2 separate regions of the Homo sapiens genome follow, and region 1 is linked to region 2. A link is a loop called in an ENCODE intact Hi-C map of the cell type or tissue named here. Cell type or tissue: CD4-positive, alpha-beta T cell. All regions are shown on one strand. Links, peaks and the distances in the headings refer to the core of each region. The heading gives the core; the rest is flanking DNA. Region 1 has its middle 22 kb from the start of LINC02345. Region 2 overlaps SPRED1 (sprouty related EVH1 domain containing 1).

The links. Hi-C counts contacts between places; a loop is a spot of excess contacts. Peaks named below come from ENCODE experiments on the same cell type or tissue, not always from the same donor. Only the 100,000 strongest peaks of a DNase experiment are listed, where the experiment ranks them.
Region 1: it touches region 2 in a loop (5-fold over the local background); 48 of 110 quality-filtered maps call a loop at or near these places.

What each region holds. Positions count from the first base shown.
Region 1 is chr15:38,013,751-38,023,869 of GRCh38, forward strand. It overlaps a transcript of TMCO5A not described here. Among named protein-coding and RNA genes, the nearest start is that of LINC02345, 22 kb to the right of the region's middle. In CD4-positive, alpha-beta T cell, for the core only: no CTCF peak of the experiment used is centred there; a DNase peak (open chromatin) is centred at 4,161.
Region 2 is chr15:38,341,651-38,351,769 of GRCh38, forward strand. SPRED1 (sprouty related EVH1 domain containing 1) reads left to right here. Exons shown (of 7, transcript NM_152594.3): 6 at 7,772-7,873; 7 at 9,364-10,119. The coding sequence ends at 10,014. Among named protein-coding and RNA genes, the nearest start is that of SPRED1, 94 kb to the left of the region's middle. In CD4-positive, alpha-beta T cell, for the core only: no CTCF peak of the experiment used is centred there; no DNase peak of the experiment used is centred there.

The DNA.
Region 1 (10,119 bases), core at 714-8,713, 330 kb before region 2:
TAAGATAATCTGGATTCAATTTATACTGTTACTATAGCAAATTATCATAAATTTAGTGACTTAAAACTATATACAAATTTATTTTCCTACAGCTCTGGAGGTCAGAAATCAAAAATGGGTCTGCTGGGCTGCATTCCTTCTGCAGGCTCTAGGGAAGAATCTGTTTCTATTTTTAGCTTCTAAAGGTGAACTGCATTTCTTGGCTCATGACTCCTTCTTTCATCTCCAAAGCTAGCAGTGTATCATCTTCTCTGCTCTCTGACCCCTGCTTCTGTCCTCACATTATCTGACTTTGTTCATTTTGCCTCCCTCTAAGGACTGTTGCAATTACATTGGGTCCATGAGGATCATCTAGAATAATTCCCTCACCTCAAGATAGTTAATTTAATCATACCTGCAAAATATTTTTTTGCCATGTAAGGTAATATATTCATAGGTTCTGGATACTAAGGCATAGATATCTTTGGGAGGCCATTATTCTTTCTATCATATACTCCTTCCTAAAATTAAAGTCTCTTGGATATTACCTAGTTTTGCTTCGTGTACATTTTGTCATTTAAAAGAATTTCAAAACCTCCCTGCTCTGACCCTGGCTTTCAAGACACCAAGATACGATCGATTACAAACACTTGATTTCCCTTCAGCTCCCCATTCTTAATTTCAAGAAAATTTTGTTTCCTCAACTTTAACCCTCCTTCTAATTTCTTCAAAAATAAAATAGAAATACTTTAGCTTATGAATTTGCTAGAACTAATGACATAAGCTTCCTGCAAACCATTAGGTATACCAATCTCTCTGTAGCTACTTCAATTGTCTTCCAAGAGTTAGAGGGATTTCTGAATTGATAGAGAGAGGTGAAAATGGCATTCAGTGCGTGTGTGCACACATGTTCTACCCCCGCAAGTTCTACCCCACAAGACTAAAATTGTTTAATGTGTTTCCCTTTCTTTCTATGTTCCCTGTACTCTCCTTCTGCCTCTCAGTATATGGCAGTAGAGAAAGTTGAATGCATAATTAATTCTAAGTCACTTAAAGATCCTAAAGGAAAAGACACTGTATTAGTCAAGGTTCTCTTAGAGGAACAGAACTAATAGGAGAAAGATTATATATATATATATATATATATATATATATATATATATATATATGAGTTTATGAAGTATTAACTTACACAATCATAAGGTCCCACAATAGGCCATCTGCAAGCTGAGGAGCAAGGAGAGCCAGTCCAAGTCCCAAAACTAAAGAACTTGGAGTCCGATGTTAGAGGACAGGAAGCATCCAGTATGAGAAAGATGTAGACTGCGAGGCTAGGCCTATCTCTCCTTTTCATGTTTTTCTGCCTGCTTTATATTTGCTGGCAGCTGATTCAATTGTGTCCACCAGATTAAGGGTGGATCTGCCTTCCGAAGCTCACTGACTCAAATGTTAATCTCTTTTGGCAACACCCTCATAGACACACCCAGGATCAATGCTTTGCATCCTTCAATCCAATCAAGTTGACAGTATTAACCATCACAGGAACTTTCCAATTAGAGGACAGAAAGTCAAATGCAACTAGGAAACAATAAGATACGAATACCCACTAACCACCATTTAATGATATTAAATTAATACCATTAAAATTGCCAAAACTCAAAACACTGACAACACCAAGTGCTAAAAGATGTGGAACAACAGGAACTGTATTCATTGCTGGTGGGAATGCAGAATGGTACAGCCATTCTGGAATATGCTTTGGCAGTTTCTTACAAAACTAAACATACCCTAATCATAAAATCTATAAATCATATTCTTTGGTATTTACCCAAAAATTTGAACACTTATGTCCACACAAAAGGTGTTTTCACAAAGATGTTTGTCACAGCATTATTCTTAACAGTCAAAGCTTGGAAGCAACCAAGATGGCGTTCAGTAGGTAAATGTATAAATAAACTATGGTACATCCAGACAATGGACTATTTATTATTCAGTGATAAAAATAAATGAGCTATCAAGTCATAAAAAGAGATGGAGGAATCTTCAACATATATTACCAAGTGAAAGAAGCCCAACTGAAAAGGCTTTTTACTATATGATTTCAACTATATGACATTCTAGAAAAAGCAAAACTATGAAGAAAGTAAAAGCATCAGTGGCTGCCCAGGGTTGGGGGAAGGAAGGGATGAATATGCAGAGCATAGAGGATTTTTAGGGCAGTGAAATTATTCTGCATGATACTGTAACAGTAGATGTGTGTCATTTTATATATCCATCCAAACCCACAGAATGTACAACACCAAGGGTTAACCCAAATGTAAACTACGGACTTCGGATGATACTGGGACGTCAATGTAGGTTCATCAGTTGTAACAAATGCACCCCTATGGTGGGGGGTGTTGATAATGGGGGAGGCTATGTGTGTATGGAGGCAGGGGCTATATGGGAAATCTCTGCACCTTCTGCTCAATGTTGCTGTGAACCTAAAACTGCTCTAAAAAATAAAGTCTATTTTTTAATGGGATTATGAAGAAATGAAAAAGGAATTTATATTAGCCCATTGCCAATAACAGTGAAAAGTGAAGATTAAGACCAGCAAGAATATTTGTGCCACTTATGAGCAATCGAAAACCTGTCAGTGTAGCCACTGTATCAGGCTCTGTGGGCAATGGGGACTCCTCATGAACTCCCAAGGTAACTTGAAAGTAAATTAACCAGCCTAAGACAGATAATCCAGTGGTCCTAAAAGATGGATGATTTGAGGGGTGCTGATTTGGTGCAAGACTAAATGGCAAAGGAGTTCAATCTCTGCTCAAACACCAGTGAATACATGAGCCATCTCAGGATCAAGCACCTACGGTAACTTCCAGAGCCGCAGAAATGAGCAGTGGTCAGTTATACTTTCAGCCTGGGCAAAGTCTAGTCCCCAAGCACAAAGGAAAGGTATATAATAAGGCCTAAGTTATAATGGAAATTATGGAATGCTCCTGCTTTAAATTTTTGGAAATATCACCCTATAATCCTCCCTTTCTGACCACTGTGTCCTCTGCCGCTTGCCTTAACACTGTCAAAAAGTTTATCTGGGTTTATTCACACCCATAACTACTAGTAGGAGAAAAGAATAAAGTTTGTTGTTGCTGTTGTTGTCATACCATAGGGGTTAGACACCCTGACCTAGGCTTTTTTTTTTCCAACTATTTAAACCTCTAAAGAACAGATTATGAACACTGGATCACAAAGACAGAGTGCAAGAAAGAGAGACACAGAATGAGAGACAGAGAGAGAGAGGATACGGCTGTATTTATATGGCCAGGGGTCTTCCACTGAAGATAGTGGACTGAGTTCAAGTTTTTTTCTTTGCATTGCTTCCACTAAAATTTCACTGACATAAAAAAATACTAATAAATATACAGCACCTGTGAAAGCAATGAAACCTTCTGCAAATGACCAGAAACTTAAGGAATTTCTGGATATTATAAAAGCATATAGAATCAAATTAATTTATAAGTTAATTGCCAAAACTTCTGCCTCCTAATACTAGTAAAGAAGGAGGGGTGATGGAGGAGTGCATAGTTTGGTTTCCTAACGGAGTTCAGAAAAGTTTAAATCTCCGAGAAGCAGGAGTGGGTCATGGAAGCATGGGAGTGCGTGGGGTCTTAGAAATATGGCAGGAGCTGGGCCAGAATCCTGCTCTGTGCAAAGCAACTCCCTAACAAAAATGGTAACCTGCCTGCCGGAGAGGAGCCAGAGAAATGGCTGTGCCTTGTTCAAATTTAGATCGGTATAATGGAAGAAAAGGAAAAGGAAAAAAGCACTCAGTGGTACAGGAAAGGCTTTTAAAGCATTGTCTTCATCATAAGAAGTTCCTGCTTCCTCAGTTGAGGGGCTCCTATTCTGTCAGTCTGCTTACCATTAAAACATCCTAGAAGAAAACACAGCTTTTAGAAGTGCCCACCTACTCACTGCATCTGAGTAAGGGTACTCAGAGGGCACCGCAGGCAGTCATCTGAAAAGCAAGGAGGCCTGCAGATATGATTTGTCTCTGTGTCCCCACCCAAGTCTTATCTCCAATTGTAGTCCCTGTATGTTGGGGGCAGGGCCTGGCGAGAGGTGATTGAATCATGAGAGTGGACTTCCCCCTTGCTGTTCTTGTGATCGTGAGCGAGCTCTCATGAGATCTGGTTGTTTGAAAGCGTGTGGCACTTCCCCCTTCACTCTCTCTCTCTCTTGCTCTGCCATGGGAAGATGTGCCTTGCTTCCCCTTTGCCTTTTGCCACAACTGTAAGTTTCATGAGGCCTCCCCAGCCATGCAGAACTATAAGTCAAACCTCTTTTCTTCATAAGTCACCCAGTCTCAGGTAGTTTTTTATAGCAGTGCGAAAATGGACTAATACACCTGCTTAGGGCTGTGTATCAGTGACATTCACAAATTCTGAAGAAACCCACACTTGATACCATCGTTAATCAAGGCAAGCCTTTACTGGTAAACAGTAATAGACAACAAAGAAGAAAGTCAACAGGCTAAGAGAAGGGCACCAACATAACTAAGCTGAAGACTTAACTCTAAGTAAAGAGCGTTAAAGCAAGAAATAGGAGACAACTTTAAGAAATTTTTAAAATTATTGTCCTCAGAGAGAGTTAAGTGGCCATTAATTAGTAAAATGAAGAAATCTGGTTTCAAAAAAGAAAGCCATTGGAGAACAAGTGCACTCTAGAAATTAAAAACATGACTTTAAAAGTAAAATTTCAGTGGGAGGCAAAATAGTAGAATGAAAATAGATTAATAAAAATTGTTGGCCTGTAAAAACAAGTAATAGAATTCTACCCAACTGGCAAAAAAAAGAGATGTAAATGATTAAAGATAAATGATATGGAAGATAGGTCTAAAAAATTCCACATATAGTAACAGGAGATGAAGAACGAAAAAAATAGAGAAAATGAATGAAAGCAATAATCAAAGAAATAATAAAGAAAATTTCCCTGATCTAAAGTTTTCTATCTTCAGATTAAAAGGGTTCAGTAAGTGAAGAGCAGTAATGTTATTTTTTTTTTTACATACAGATTTCAAAATCCAGGATTAAAATTAAAATATTTTAATTTTCCAGAGAAACACAACAATTTATGCATAAGAAATGAAAATTAGATGGGCATGGAACTTCTTACATACAACACTAGATGTTAAAAGACAATGGAGCTCTGTTTATGAAGTTATGTGGAAAAGTAGTTTAAACCTTAAATTCAATATGCAATCAAAATTATCACTAAGTATGGAGGTAAAGAATATTTTCAGATATGCAATGACTCAGATAGTATACCACCCATATATTCTGAGAGAGAAATAAAAGAGCCCCCAGAATGACTTCTGTAAAATGAAAAATAAATCATAGTGAAGAATTCAAGAAAGAGGAAGATGTGAAACTAAACCAATAAAATAGTAGTGGGCAAAGAAATCAGTAAAATCCTTGAGTCAAAATGATTGCAGATAATGTTGTGAAACTTAATGGCACTGTTAGGAAAAAGATGACTAAAATAGAAGTTAATAATATTTCTAAAACTGAAGCAATCTGGAACTAAAATTCTTAGTAATTTCAATCTCAAGTAACAAGGAAAAGGGAAGTAAAAGCTAACTAGAATATTTATTTTGCATGGATGGGATAATACAAATTCTGGTTAATTCTTCTAAGGAAAATATAGGTCAGTTTATCAGAAGTTTCAATTTTCCTTTTTTTTGTAAATAGACTTTACATTTTAGAACAGGTTTAGGTTTGTAACAAAATTGAGTTGAAAGTACAGAGAAGTCACATATTCCTCCTACCCGTTCACATTCACAACCTCCCCCACTGTCAGCATCCCCCACTAGAGTGGTACATTATACTAGAGTTCACTATTTTCTTAAGACACAGGGTCTCACTCTGTCACTCAGGCTGGAGTGCAGTGGTAAAATCATAGCTCACTGCAGCCTCAAATTCCTGGACTCAAGTGGTCCTCTCACCTCACCCTCCTGAGTAGCTGGGACTACAGGCAGTGCCACTATGTCTGGCTAATTTTTTTTTTTTTTTAATTTCATAGAGACGGGGTCTTGCCTTGTTACCTAAACTGGTCCTGTATCCCTGGCTTCAAGCAATCCTCTAGCCTCTGTCTCCCAAAGCACTAGCATTACAGGTTTGAGCCACCATGCCCAGCTGTGGTTCTATGGACTTGGACAAATGTATAATGACATGTACAGCATCAGAGGTTTTTTTTTTTGATAAATTAAATGTAATTAAAAAAATTTTTTTTTAGAGACAGGACCTTGCTCTGTCACCCAGTCTGGAGTGCAGTGACACAATCATAACTCACTGCAGCCTCAAACTCCTGGGATCAAGTGATCCTCCCACCTCAGCCTCTGGAGTAGGTAGGACTACAGATGCACCACCATACTTGGCTAATATATTTTTTTCATTTTTTTTGTATTTTCTGTAGAGATGGAGTCTCCCTGTGTTGCCCAGTCTGGTCTTGAGAGCTTCAGTTTTAAATAATAAATTGTTCTCGTCTTTCTAAATTTCAATCAAAACACAGGATGTATTTTAAAAGGGAAAAACTGTGAGGTAAAAGAATAGGGTGAGGGGAGGAAAGAAATAACTTCATAGAGAAAAATTCAATGAACCCTTGGAAGAAAATATATGGAAGTATGGTTACTGACTTGGGAAAGAAGAGAAAGGTACAATGTAACTGCACATAGAAGCCAGTCCTGAAAAGAAGCAAGCCGGCTGAAGTTATCTGCAACTCAGAAGCACTTGGTACCACCCAAGGGGAGATAAGAGGTAAGGTGGGAAAAAGGGCAGTGATTGAGACCACTACAGACACCTGGACTTGCAAAAGATAGCAATGGATACGTAATAAGCCAAGCAAATTCAAAATAATTTGGTGATGAATATGCTAATTAGCTTAATTATGGTAATCATTGCACAATTTATATGTGTATCAAAGCATCACATTAAACATCTTAAATATATATAATTTTATTTGTCAATTATACCTCAATAAAGCTGGGGGAAATTTTAAATAAAAATAAATAAATAAAAATAAGTTAACTAGTAAATTCTGAAGAAACAAAAATAATCATAGTATTGCTTTTTGGTTTAAGAGAAATAAAATTTTAGGTAAACTTTGTTGGTTTAATTTAGTAAGGTTGGTTTCAGGAAACTGTGGATGGATCAGCAATAGGAAATCTGTTAATGTATTCATGTTGTTTACTAGATTAAAAAATACAAAATGCATGGTTATTTAGGTGGATAACAAAAATGTGTTGGACAAATTTGCATTCCGGGTATTTAAAAATGTATTAGTAAACAAAAAACAATGGATACTTCCTACTTGTCAGAAACCCAAAGCAACTAAGCAGTTACCAGTACAGCACTTTTTAATGGGACATTACTATTAAAATAAGGACAGACTAAGATCCCTGACTCAGCTTTGTTTTAGAAATCATAATAAATGGAAAATATGTCTGTTTGCAGATGATATGATCATCCTTCCTAGAAAATCCAAAGCATTAATTAAGGTAGGCTAAACCACTATAACAAATGAGCACTAAGTTTCCAGTTGCTTAAAAAGAAGCTTATTTTCATTTAGATAAAGTGCTCCAGGTCTGCGTGCAGCTCTCCATGATGTAACTCAGAAACTCAGCATATTTCCACCTTGTGGCTCCACTATTCCCTGGGGACTTAATATCACATGCATAGAAGGGTGCATGTGGGGGGATTTTTTTAGAAGTGACCCCCATTGCTTGTATTCATAATCTATTATTGGACTTGGTCACATGGCCAGAGCTAACAGTCAGGGTGTTTAGTAATAAGTTTTAGCTATTTGTCCAGAAGGAAAGGGAGACTAGGTTTTGATTGACAATAGCAGTGTTCCCCACAAGAACCACTTGAAATATCCAAATGCTTATCAATATAAAAATCTAAAAAGATAAAATTTAAAAATCAGTCGTGTTTTATTACAGATTACTCAATTAAAATATACAATATTAACTTTTTAATTTTTTTAATTCAATGTAGCAAAAAACTATAACATCTTTGGAAGGTAGTTCGACAGTTTCTTTTTTTTTTTTTTTTGAGATGGAGTCTCACCCTGTCACCAGGCTGGAGTGCAGCGGCCCGATCTCAGCTCACTGCAACCTCCACCTCCTGGGTTCAAGCAATTCTCCTGCCTCAGCCTCCTGAGTAGCTGGGACTACAGGCAAGCGCCACCAAGTCCAGCTAATTTTTTTGTATTTTTAGTAGAGATAGGGTTTCACCATGTTGGCCAGGATGGTCTCGATCTCCTGACCTCATGATCTACCCGTGTTGGCCTCCCAAAGTGCTGGGATTACAGGCGTGAGCCATCACACCCGGCCAGTTTCTTACAAAACTAATCATACGCTTATCATACCATTCAGCAGTCGTATTTCTTAGTATTTACCCAAAGGAGCTGAAAACGATGTCCACACAAAAACCTGCACACGAATTTATTTTTAATTACCAAAATTTGGAAGCAACCAAGATGGCTTTCAGTAGGTAAATGGATAAACTCTGGCACATCCAGACAGTGGAATATTATTCAGTGCAAAGAAGAAATGCAAGCCAAGAAAAGACATGGAGGAAACCTAAATGTATATCACTAAGTGAAAGGAGCCAATTTGAAAAGGCTATATATGATATTATTCCAACTACATGACATTCTGGAAAATATAAAACTATGGAAAAGTTAAAAAAATCTCAGTAGTTGCCAGGGGTTTGACGGGGAGAAGAGAGGACTAGGCAGAGCACAGAGGATTTTTAGGGCACTGAAAATACTCTATATGATACTATAGTGGTGGCTACATGTCATTATACATTTGTCCAGACCCACAGAATGTACAACACCAAGAGTGAACCCTAATGTAAATCCATAGTTTTATGGGGTTTGGGTGATAATGATGTGTCAATGTAGTTCATCAATTGTAACAAATGTACCACTTTGGTGGGAGATGTTGATAATGGGGGAGGTTATGCATATGTGGAGGCAGGGGTATATGGGAAATCTCTATACCTTCCTCTCAATTTTGTTGTAAATGTAAAACTGCCCTTTTAAAATCTTTAATAAAATAACTATGATATTTTAGAAATAAACAACAAATAATATATAAAATCAATATAAAGAAAGTATGAAACTATATTAGATACAAATAGATTTGAATAATATAATTATTCTATTTCCTCTTGAAAACACTCAATTGTATAAAATAACCAATTCATTTTAAATTACTGTATAAGTTCCATGCAATCCCAATAAAAATCCCAGTGGCTTTAGTTGATGCTCTTTGAAACTTGAGTCTAAAGATCATCTGGAAATGTAATGTGCAAAAAGAATAAGAAAAATTTGGGAAACAAAATTTTTACATCTCAAGCTTTACAACAGTAATCGAAGCAGTGTGGCACAGTAACAAAAATAGACAAATTGATCATGATACAAAATAGAGTCCAGAAGCAGACATATATATTGTCAGTTAGTGATAAACCACCTCACAACATAGTAGCTTAAAATACAAGAATATTTCACTCCTGAATCTGCAATCTTAGCAGGGATGACTAGTCTCTGCTCCATATGAGCCCTGGGGGCTCTAACAGGTAGAGCTGGCCAGACATCTCTCTCTTTGTTAGTCTTCAGACCTCTCAATATGTTTTCTTATATGATCTTTTTAGCATAGCAACCTCAGAGTAGTTTGACCTCTTACATGCTGATCAGAGATCCAAGAATGTTTTAAAGGTAAACATTCTAAGAGGACTGGGATGAAGTTGCAGGCATTTTATGACCTAGCCTCAGTCATTTCTGACACTTTTCAATGGTCAAGCAGACCACTATGGCCAATCCGATTTAAGTGGAGAGGAATTAGGTCCCATCTCTCAATGCGAGGAGTAGCAAAGAGTTTGTGTTAATTTACTACATATGAGAATGCAAGGTGACAATTGGCAAAGCATTTGGCGGATGAAGGAGAGAAAAGATTGATCTCTACCTCACACCATACACAAGTAAACTATCACATGGGTTTATCTTTAAAAGTAAAAGTAAACCAAGAACATAACTTACAGAAAAGGATTTAGTATGTTTAAAGGACTAGGTAATATAAAATAGTGA
Region 2 (10,119 bases), core at 1,326-9,325:
TTCATTTCTAAATATTTGGGGTTTTCTGGTTTTCTCTTTGATGTTACAAATAAAGATGATTTCATGTATGACTTCATTTTTTTGATATTTGTTGGAACTTGGTTGATGGCCCAGCATATATGGTCAGTGTTTTATGTGCATTAAAAAAGAATGCACATTTTTAGTAGTTGGGTATAGCAGCCTTTTTTGTTGAACTGATCCTTTTGTCATTATGAGATATCCTCTTTTATCTCTGGTAATACTTCTTGCCTAAAAATACTTTTTTGATATCTGATTACTTCAGTTTTCTTCTGGTTAGCGCTTTCACAATAGGTTTTTTTCTTTTTTCCTTCCAACATTTCAGACCTCTCTTTTAAACCATATATAGTTGGGTTTGGGTTTTTTTTTTTTTTTCCCCCAGGGTGTCTTTGTCTTTTAATTGGAGTATTTTGTTCATTTACTTTTAGCACAATTATTGATATAAATCTACCATTTTATTCATTTTTTATTTGCCCCATTTGCTGTGTTTTTTTTCCTTCACTTTGCTTATTCAAATATATTTAACTACTTGATTCTTATCCCTTTATTAGCTAATTAGTAATACAGCTGTTAAGTATTTTTAGTGGTTATCCTAGAGATTACAAATGTATCTTGCATCCTTAAAATCTATCCTGTATTAATGTTTTACATTTTCAGGGTAATGCACATATCTACAGTATCTTAACTCAGTTTACCTCCCTTTTACCTTTTATGTAACTGTCATTACAAACTTTATAAAATTTAAAACCTTGCAAAAATACTATTTTAAACAGTTAGCATTCATTTAGGTTTATTCACCTTTTTATGACTTTTGACATTCTTCAATACCTTATGTATTATACTTCCATCTAGGATCATTTGCTGTTTATTGGTGCTTGCTGAACCTCAGTTTTCATTTATCTGAAAAAAATCTTTTATTTCCTTCATTTTTGAAGGATGTTTTGCTTTTCATTGAATTCTGTTATAATTTATTTTCTTTCATCAATTTAAAAGATGTAATACCATTGAGAAGAAGTTTCTACCCTTCCTATTAAGAAATAATATCTTTATTGTTTTCAGATGTTTTATTATGCTATACCTATGTATTAGGTTATGTATTTTGTTTTGGTTGTATAAAGCTTCTGGAATCTGTGACTTGATGTCTTTGAACAGATTTAGAAATTTTCAACCAGTAGCTCTTTAAATATTGTTTGAAGCTCAGGGAGAGTTAAAGACTGGAGATAAATTTTGGAAATCATTATCAGAGAATGAAAATTGAAACTATGAGGACAGTTAGAATTATTTTGGAAGACTATATATGTTCTATTTTAAAACTATTAGCGGTAGGGAATCACTACATATTGAGACAGTGAGTTAAGAAAGAGCGGTCACATTAGGAGAACCCAGAAAAGGATGTCTCAGAAGCCCAGGGAGGACAGTGATGGAGTAAGGAAAGGAAATGATGGAGTAGTTAATATTTTACGACATAAATGCCCCAATAAAATTCAAATTCATCTCTATAAAGGTAATTGATAACCGTACCACAGTTTCAGTGGGATTAAGAGGTGTGCATGACTGGAGAGGAAACAAAGATGATGTTTGCTAGCCACTTCTCTAGAAGCTTGACTACAAAAGCCTTCCTTAACAAATAGATGGAGTTAGAGGGGTGCAGGGTCAAGAAATGAATATGGTCATAAGATGAAGAAAGTGGAGAAATTAAAAGATTCAGGACAGAGAAAAAAATTGATAGAGAAAGGCACAACGGAGACTGTAAAGACAGGAGAATTGCATGAGAAAAGATAAAATTACTTCATTTTCCAAGGTGGAAGTGAAGTTTAGGTAGAGTTACAGATTTGCTATTGAGACAGAAAGTTAACGAAATTGAAACTTGATTAATTCGGCATTGTGGGCCCTACTATTCTTGTCCTAAAGTCTTAAAAGTGAGTAGAGAGAGAACAAAAAAACTTCTAGATCATCTGGGAGCTTTTCTTCCAGCAACTCTCATACCATAGCAAATACAGTTTGAATTACTCAAGGTAGACACAGATTGTACAAGGCTCCAGGTAAGTCTCCCAGGCTCCCTATAGCTTTATTTTTCACTAATCATTATTATTAATGTTTATCATAGCTGGTACCTATTATGTGCTAGATACTGTTTTAAGTGCTTTACTTATATAACTCATTTTAATCCTCTCAACAAACTGGCAAACTACCTAATTTTAGTGATTAAAAATTATCTGTAGTTTATGTATGTTATCCAAATTTATTATGAAATTTTATAAAAAATTAAAGAAAAATTAAGATATTGGTACAAGAAGGAAAAAATTGAAAGCCAGTTTTACTTTGAGCAAAATAATTGCAACAATAAAGGCTAAAAGCAATCTGCATATTTTCGCTAGAGATTTTGAGATATTAAAAGGAACCCACCAGGAGTCATACTTGCTTATAAACTTCCAGGCATCCTGTGAGACATTTGAATCTGGAGATACTCAGTTTAACAGTTTTAAGTACAAAATGTTTTCCCACATATTGAGTGGCGGGCAGAAGAACTCATCTCAACATAGGAGAGAGTGGAAGTATGCATATCCTGAACTAAGTCACTGATTCATACAGTTGAGCAGGGAAAGAAAACACGGTGAATGTAACACAGGGATGTTATGATATACCAGTATTCCTCATCGCAGGCCCTGGGAATTTATTTGGCCTACCTTCTTTGGCTGAAAGAACTGTAAATTTAAAGGTCTTCTTTTGATTGATGGGGAAAAAGAACTGAACTCTTCTCCCAAAATAGTGATGGCGGTTATGATGGGGTGGTTGAAGAATGTAGTCATCAGGTAGAAAGTACAAAAAGTGCTGAATAACTGCAAGAGAGAGAAGTGAACAACATTTGGCAGACAGCTCTTAGCTTTGGGATTATGACATGGCCTCTAGAGCTATTCTGTTTGGGTCTGAATTCCAACTTCTTTACTTACTAGCTGTGTGGCCTTGGGCAAGCTACTTAGGTTCTTTGTAGCTTAGTATCCTCATCTGTAAATTGGAATAATATCGGTATCTACCTCCTAGAGTTGTTATGAATATTAAATAATTAATGTTGTATATAAAGCACTTAGGAAAAATGTTAAATAGAACAATAATACTCGTAAGTAATTCCTTGTAATTGATAATTTCTTATCTCCAAGATTGATGTGACTTAGAGAAACAAGGGTTATATTATATGAATTGCATAACTAGATGTTTATACATTTGCTGGTGTTATAATTGGTGAACTTCTCAATTTAACAGGAATTAGAATGGAATGGTTTACTCTTTTAAAGCTGCAGTAGACTGTAGCTATACATACAGTAAAGAAATATTGTAGAAGTTTCTTAATAGGAATAAAACACAGTTCCATTCAGCACACTGCTGTTAGGATAGTGTAGCAGTTTTCCATTTGTATGTGACCAAGAAGGCCTCACAGGATGAGTTTTTCCATGGTAGAGAATCTGGCCCTCAGCTTGCAGACCAGACACCTTATTTTCTTAGGATACTAGGACTAAAGTCGTCTTCAGAGATTCAAATAATTGAGTTTAAGAAAATGATATGTGAAAATCAGAACATAAAATTTTATTTCAACCATCATGAGGACTGTAGTTACTTGCAGTAGCCTGATTAACACATTCTCTACCTAAAATAGGTCTTTATGAGATCATCACTAAAAGCTAACTTGGTGAGTGTAAATGCTCGACAAAATAACTATGTCTTTTGAATGTTTAATTGCATTCAACTGGGGTAAGTTGATGGATCCTTTTCTACAACAGAGGAACAACCTTGCCAAAAGGACTAGACAACTGCCTTGATGAACTATAAAGATTAAGCTAGCAAGTTAACGTACTAGTTTTGTGAATCCTGCTGAAGACATGGCTGCTGGGTCAGACAAAGGACTTTATTATTATTCACAGTACAATAGTAGCATGAGCTTCATGTTTGTGTTGGTTTCCCTTGCTCCTCCAAATCCCATGGGAATGATGCTCAGGAATATGTTGTCCACTCGGTGGGTTTGCATCCCAGCATTGGAACCCTGAACTTAGGGAAGTCAAGTCTTTTGTAATGACTTTTAGTGCACTTCAGTAGCCTGCCTTACTTGCTGAGGAAGGAGATACTGTCTTTGTTATACTGGACACTAAACAAGCCTGTCTCCAAAGGGGAAACACTGTGTCTTTCAAGGGTTTCACTGTACAGACGTCCTTGAAAAGATAGTCTAAAACAAAAGGCCGATAGTGCATATGTTCACTAGATCTGCAGAGATGGGACCCATAAGGAATTGTCAACTACGCTAGTTTATGTTCCCTTAGTAATGCTTAAATAGGCATTGCCAGTATTTGTCTTTGACTCGTTTTTTAATGCTTTGAAGAGCTAGTAAATCTTTTGAGGTCAGGCATGGTTGCTCACACTTGCAGTCCCAGCACTATGGGAGGTCGAGGTAGAAGGATCACTTGAGACTAGGCATTTGAGACCACCTGGGCAACATAGCAAGATTCCATCTCATATATCATGGTGGTACGCGCCTGTAGTCTCAGCTACTCAGGAGTCTAAAGCCTGAGAATTGCTTGAGCCAGGGAGGTCCAGGCCACAGTGAGCCACGTACGCCATTGCACCCAACCTGGGTGATAGAGTGAGACCTTGTCTCAAAAAAAAAAAAAATCCTCTGGATGGATAGATACATTGTTTCAAAGTCTTATAGGCCTGGAAGCCATTATAGTTCTTTAACTCAGTTTCTCTTACTTTCACGGGTTCATTTCCCTGTAGACAAATATGACAGCATATTTCAAAGATTTATGACATGTTTAATACATAAAAAAGAATGTATTCACTGAATACTTGAGAAACCACGAAACAACTTAAAAAAGGAACACCCCCAATCTATACCTTTGCCTTCATCCTAGAGGTAACTATTACCTGGAATTGTATTTGTCTAACATTCTCATGCTTTCCTTGATAGTTCTAAAACTTGTTTCTTTTTATTCTCCCAATTGGATATTTCAGTTGTTTTCAGGTTTTTATTGTTACAGGCATACTGCTAGTACAAACTTTCTTGTCCGCAGCTATTCATGTGCATGAGTTTCTTTGGAGTGTTCAGGAGTGGACTTTTTACATTGATGTGCTACAGAAGGTTCTGGGACAAATTGGACTTTAGGATTGATGTGTACCACCTACAGGGGATATGTATTGAGTATTTGAAAGACTTCGGAAATAACTGTGATTGTTCCTTTACAAATGGATTTTAACTGCATGCTTTCATATGGCCTTGTTACTAGGTAATCAAATGTTCTGTGTTACTTCCCTGTATATTCTGGATTCAGATCTTTCTGAGTTTTATTTGTGGCTAGTATCTCCTAGTTGGTGATTATTTTTCACTCTTTGTGGTGTTTTGGTGAGCAGACATTATAAATTTTAATGCAGTTGAATTTATCATTTCTCATTATTTTTACAGACTCTTCCCTATCCTCATCTTAAAGATTTTCTTCCTAATCTAAAAGTTTTAAAGTTTTGTCTTTAATCCACTTTAATTTGATTTCTCTTCTATGGTAGGGACCAAATTTTATTTTTTCCACATAGGTTACTAATTGTCCCCGCACTGTTTATTGGAGCCTTTCCCCGCACTGATATGCAGTACCATATCTGACACATCAATTCTCTATATATGTTTGAGTCTGTTTCTGATGTCTCTAATCTAAATTAGTGTCACATTGTCATCTTTACTGTAGAAATGCTGTAGCTCTATAATAACTTAATATTTGTAGAGAAAGTGCCTAACTTTGTTTTCCCGCTTGGATCTTTTTTTTTTTTTTTTTTTTTTTTCAATTTGGCTGTTTGCCCTTTTAAAATATTTAGAATCAGCTTGTCAAATCTGATGAAGAATCCTTTTGTGGTTTATATTTGAATTGCGCTGAATGTGTGTGTTAGTTTAGGGGATAATTTATCATCTTATTCGTGAATATGATATATACCTCTGTTTAGCTCTTCTTCTGTATCTTTACATAAAACTTTGTATTTTCTTTGTGAAAAGATAATACATATTTTATAGGATTATTTCTTTGTACCATTTTTGTTGTTCTATTATAAATGGAATCCTTTTAAAATTTTAATTGTGACCAGCTTTGAAGAAGCATCTCTTATGACTTTTTCAGCTGATAAATTTTCCTGAAGATTATAGCAAAAGTACCAAATTTTGAGGGTATTAAAAAGCAGAAATTAATTGGGGTGTATCTTATCACATCTGTTTTTAGTAAGTGTGAAAAGGTCAATATTGTCCATTTATTTGTCTTTTCACTTAGAGATTGTGTGAGAGAACTAATATTCATAGACCCTGTTGACTCAGGTAGTTTTCAAAGTGTGTATGTGTTTAAGTGGTGTGTGTGACTTTTTTCTGAGACAGTGGTGAGAAAATTGACATTTTTACTCTTTAGAATAGTTCTTAGAAATGTATATTTAATATACTAGTTGAGGTCATTGTGTTCTATCAGGAAAAAAAATTGTTCTCTCTGCTTCCTTTTGTGTAATGTTCTTCTGTTTTTCTTTTTTTCACTTGACCAAATATCTAGCTTATTCTGTGTTTACTTCAAGTCGCATTTCCTTTCATGCCTTCCCAGACCATTTAATCCATAGTTATTTCCTCTTGTTAATTTCTAAATTCTTACAGATTCTACTTATAAACATAGAATGGCCTCCATATTGTATCATTAAATGCAGAGACCAAGGGCACAGTACAAAGGGTCCTATTTTAAAGATCTGTGTGTGTGTGTGTGTGTGTGTCTGTGTGTGTAAAAATTTTTGGAGGAATGCACTAAAAAATTTTTTTTATGATAGTTAACTTTTAAAACTGGGTCTGAAAGGTCTAAGATGGAAGGAAGAGTTTTACTTCATGTGCTTTTATACTATTTGAAAATTTTGCTATCTGCATGTATTACTATTTATTTTCAGGGTTATAGTGTTTATTAAGTATGTAACAGTAGGAGTTGGCTCAAAATTATCTGGAAAAATAAGAAGTAAACAAGATTGCCAAAATGTTGATGATAAGTGAAGCTAGATAATAGACCCATGGTGATTCATAACATTATTCTCTCCTTTTATGTATATTAGAATTTTTCACCATAAAATTTTAAAAATTAAACATTGATATATTCTAGCTATAATTTAGGTCTGAAATGGGCTTTGCAATTCGAAACACTTGTAAATGTATCAGGACACTAAAGATTCCTATTTTTTTATTGCTATATAATTCACCTACCACAAAATCATCCTTTAAAAAAGTATGTAATTTGGTGGTTTTTATTATATTCACAAGATTGTGCAGCCATCAGCAGTATCAAATTCCATATCACTTCCCAAAAAACCCACACTGATTATCAGTCATTGCCCCTCCTTCCCTATTCCCAGCCCCTGGCAACCATTATTGTGACATGTGTAACTACTTTATTTCTCTTTGTGGTTGAATAATATTCCACTCTATGGATTTACTACATTTTGTTTATCCGTTCATTAGTTGATGAATATTTGGGTTGTTTGTACTTTTTTGACTATGTATTCATTACTTGTTAAAGTTTAAATATGTAAGAAAAGACCTATGGTTTTTGTTTGTGTTTTAGGTGGGGGGAAATGATTCTATTTTTATTCTCAAAACCGTTTTTGAAAAACTTTACTGCTAATAAATTATGAGGTTTTGGAACATACACTGTACAGTTTCATTAAAAGTAAAATTCTTGTGTCATTTAAGTAGAAATTGTTTGTATTTTAGATAACATTTGGTCAGCCAGGCTTGGACATTCAGAGCAGAAGTATGGAATACGTACAGCGGCAAATATCCAAGGAATGTGGAAGCCTAAAGTCCCAAAATAGGGTAAGTAATGTTAGTTTATCTTGTGATATGGAATTTAACTAATTAATAGATAGGTAAAGTTTTCCAGTCTTTCTAATTCTCCATATAGTTGAATTGTACTAGAAAATTTTTCATTGTATAAATTTGCTGCCTATGTGCTTAAACGCTGTTAGTTAAAAACTCTGCAAACTTCTCATTTGAGTCTAAAAGATTGCCAGAGCTGCATTTATTAGATAGGACCAAAAGGAATTATATATTGTTAATTAAATAAACTGTATCTGTCACCCCACCTTTAGCTCAGACCTAGAATTTTCTTAGCCCTAATTCCATGTATCTAGGAAATAGAAGTTTGCCCCAAACTGAGTCAGATGCTTACTTGTAGTAGACTAGTCACTGTGTCCAGGGACTGGAGCTAAAGATACAAATTTGTCTACTTAGAAGCCTGCATTTATGGATGATGTAAGGGGTCAAAAGACTTAATTTTGTTCTTTGGCCTCAAAGAACCAACCTTCCCAGAAGGGTTGTGGAAGTAGGGGTATTTTACGTCATTGTTCAGAGACTTTTTGTGTACCCAAGCTACACACATGTGTGTCTTTGTATTAATTTGCTAGGACTCCCACAACAAAATATTACAGACTGGGTAGCTTCAACAACAGAAATTTATTTTCTCACAATTCTTAGAAGTTCAAGATCAAGGTTGTTGGTAGGTTTGGTTTCTTCTGAGGCCTTTCTTCTTGGCTTGCAGGTAGCTGCCCTCACATGGTCTTTCCTCACTTTGCCCTCACATGCTCTTTCCTCTGCCCGTACATCCCTGGTGTCTTTCTCTGTGTGTCCAAATTTCCTCATAAAGAAAACAGTCAGATTGGATTAAAGTCTCTCTTAAGGGCCACATTTTAACTTAGTCACCTCTTAAAAGGCTCTATATCCAAATACAGTCGCATTACTGGAGGTTAGGGCTTCAGCATATGAATTTGAAGAGGACATAAGTCAGACCATAACATTTTGTCCTTTGTTCCCAAAATCATGCCCTTCTCACTTGCAAAATACATTCATCCTTATCCTAACAGCCCCAAAGACATAACCCATTCCAGCATCAACTCTTAAGTCCCAAATCTCATCTAAATAACGTCTTTCAATCAAGTGTGGGTAAGTGGCTCATGCAATAGTAGAGGTACAGATCCAAAACAGGGTAGGCTGTCTGGAGACCCAAGAAATAGTTGTAGTCTGAGTCCAAAGGCACCCTGCTGGCAGAATTTCTTCTTGCTCAGGGGGAGCTCAGTCTTAGTTCTAGTAAAGCCTTCAACTGATTTTATGAGGTCCGCCTATACCACAGAAGGTACTGTGCTTTCCTCATAGTCCACCAACTGAAATGTTGATCTCATCCCAAAAACATATCATAGAAATGTCCAGAATAATATTTCAACAAATATCTGGACACTGGCCCCACCAAGGTGACACGTAAAATTAACCATCATAGCCCTCATTGCAGTTTTTATCTGTTTCTTTTTTAGGTCCCTTTGAAATCAATCAGACATGTCAGCTTTCAAGATGAGGATGAGATTGTCAGAATAAACCCTCGAGATATCTTAATACGTCGCTATGCAGACTACAGACATCCTGACATGTGGAAAAATGACTTGGAAAGAGATGATGCTGATTCCAGTATTCAGTTTTCTAAACCAGACAGTAAAAAATCAGACTATCTGTACTCTTGTGGGGATGAGACTAAGTTAAGTTCACCCAAAGACTCTGTGGTATTTAAGACGCAGCCTTCCTCATTAAAAATTAAGAAGTCAAAACGAAGAAAAGAGGATGGTGAACGTTCTCGCTGCGTATACTGCCAGGAAAGGTTTAATCATGAAGAAAATGTTAGGGGAAAATGTCAGGATGCTCCAGACCCTATTAAAAGATGCATATATCAAGTTAGTTGCATGCTCTGTGCAGAGAGCATGTTGTATCATTGTATGTCAGACTCAGAGGGAGATTTTTCTGATCCCTGTTCGTGTGACACTAGCGACGACAAGTTCTGCTTGCGATGGTTAGCCCTGGTAGCTTTGTCTTTCATTGTACCATGTATGTGCTGCTACGTCCCTTTGAGAATGTGCCATCGCTGTGGTGAGGCATGTGGTTGCTGTGGTGGGAAACATAAAGCTGCTGGATGAAATGGTCCAGTGCCAAAATGAGCTTAAAATCTTTGTTTCCAGGAATTAGCTAACTTGGATTTGTGGAAGCTTTTGGCAAGCAATATGGAATCTTGCCTGGTATCA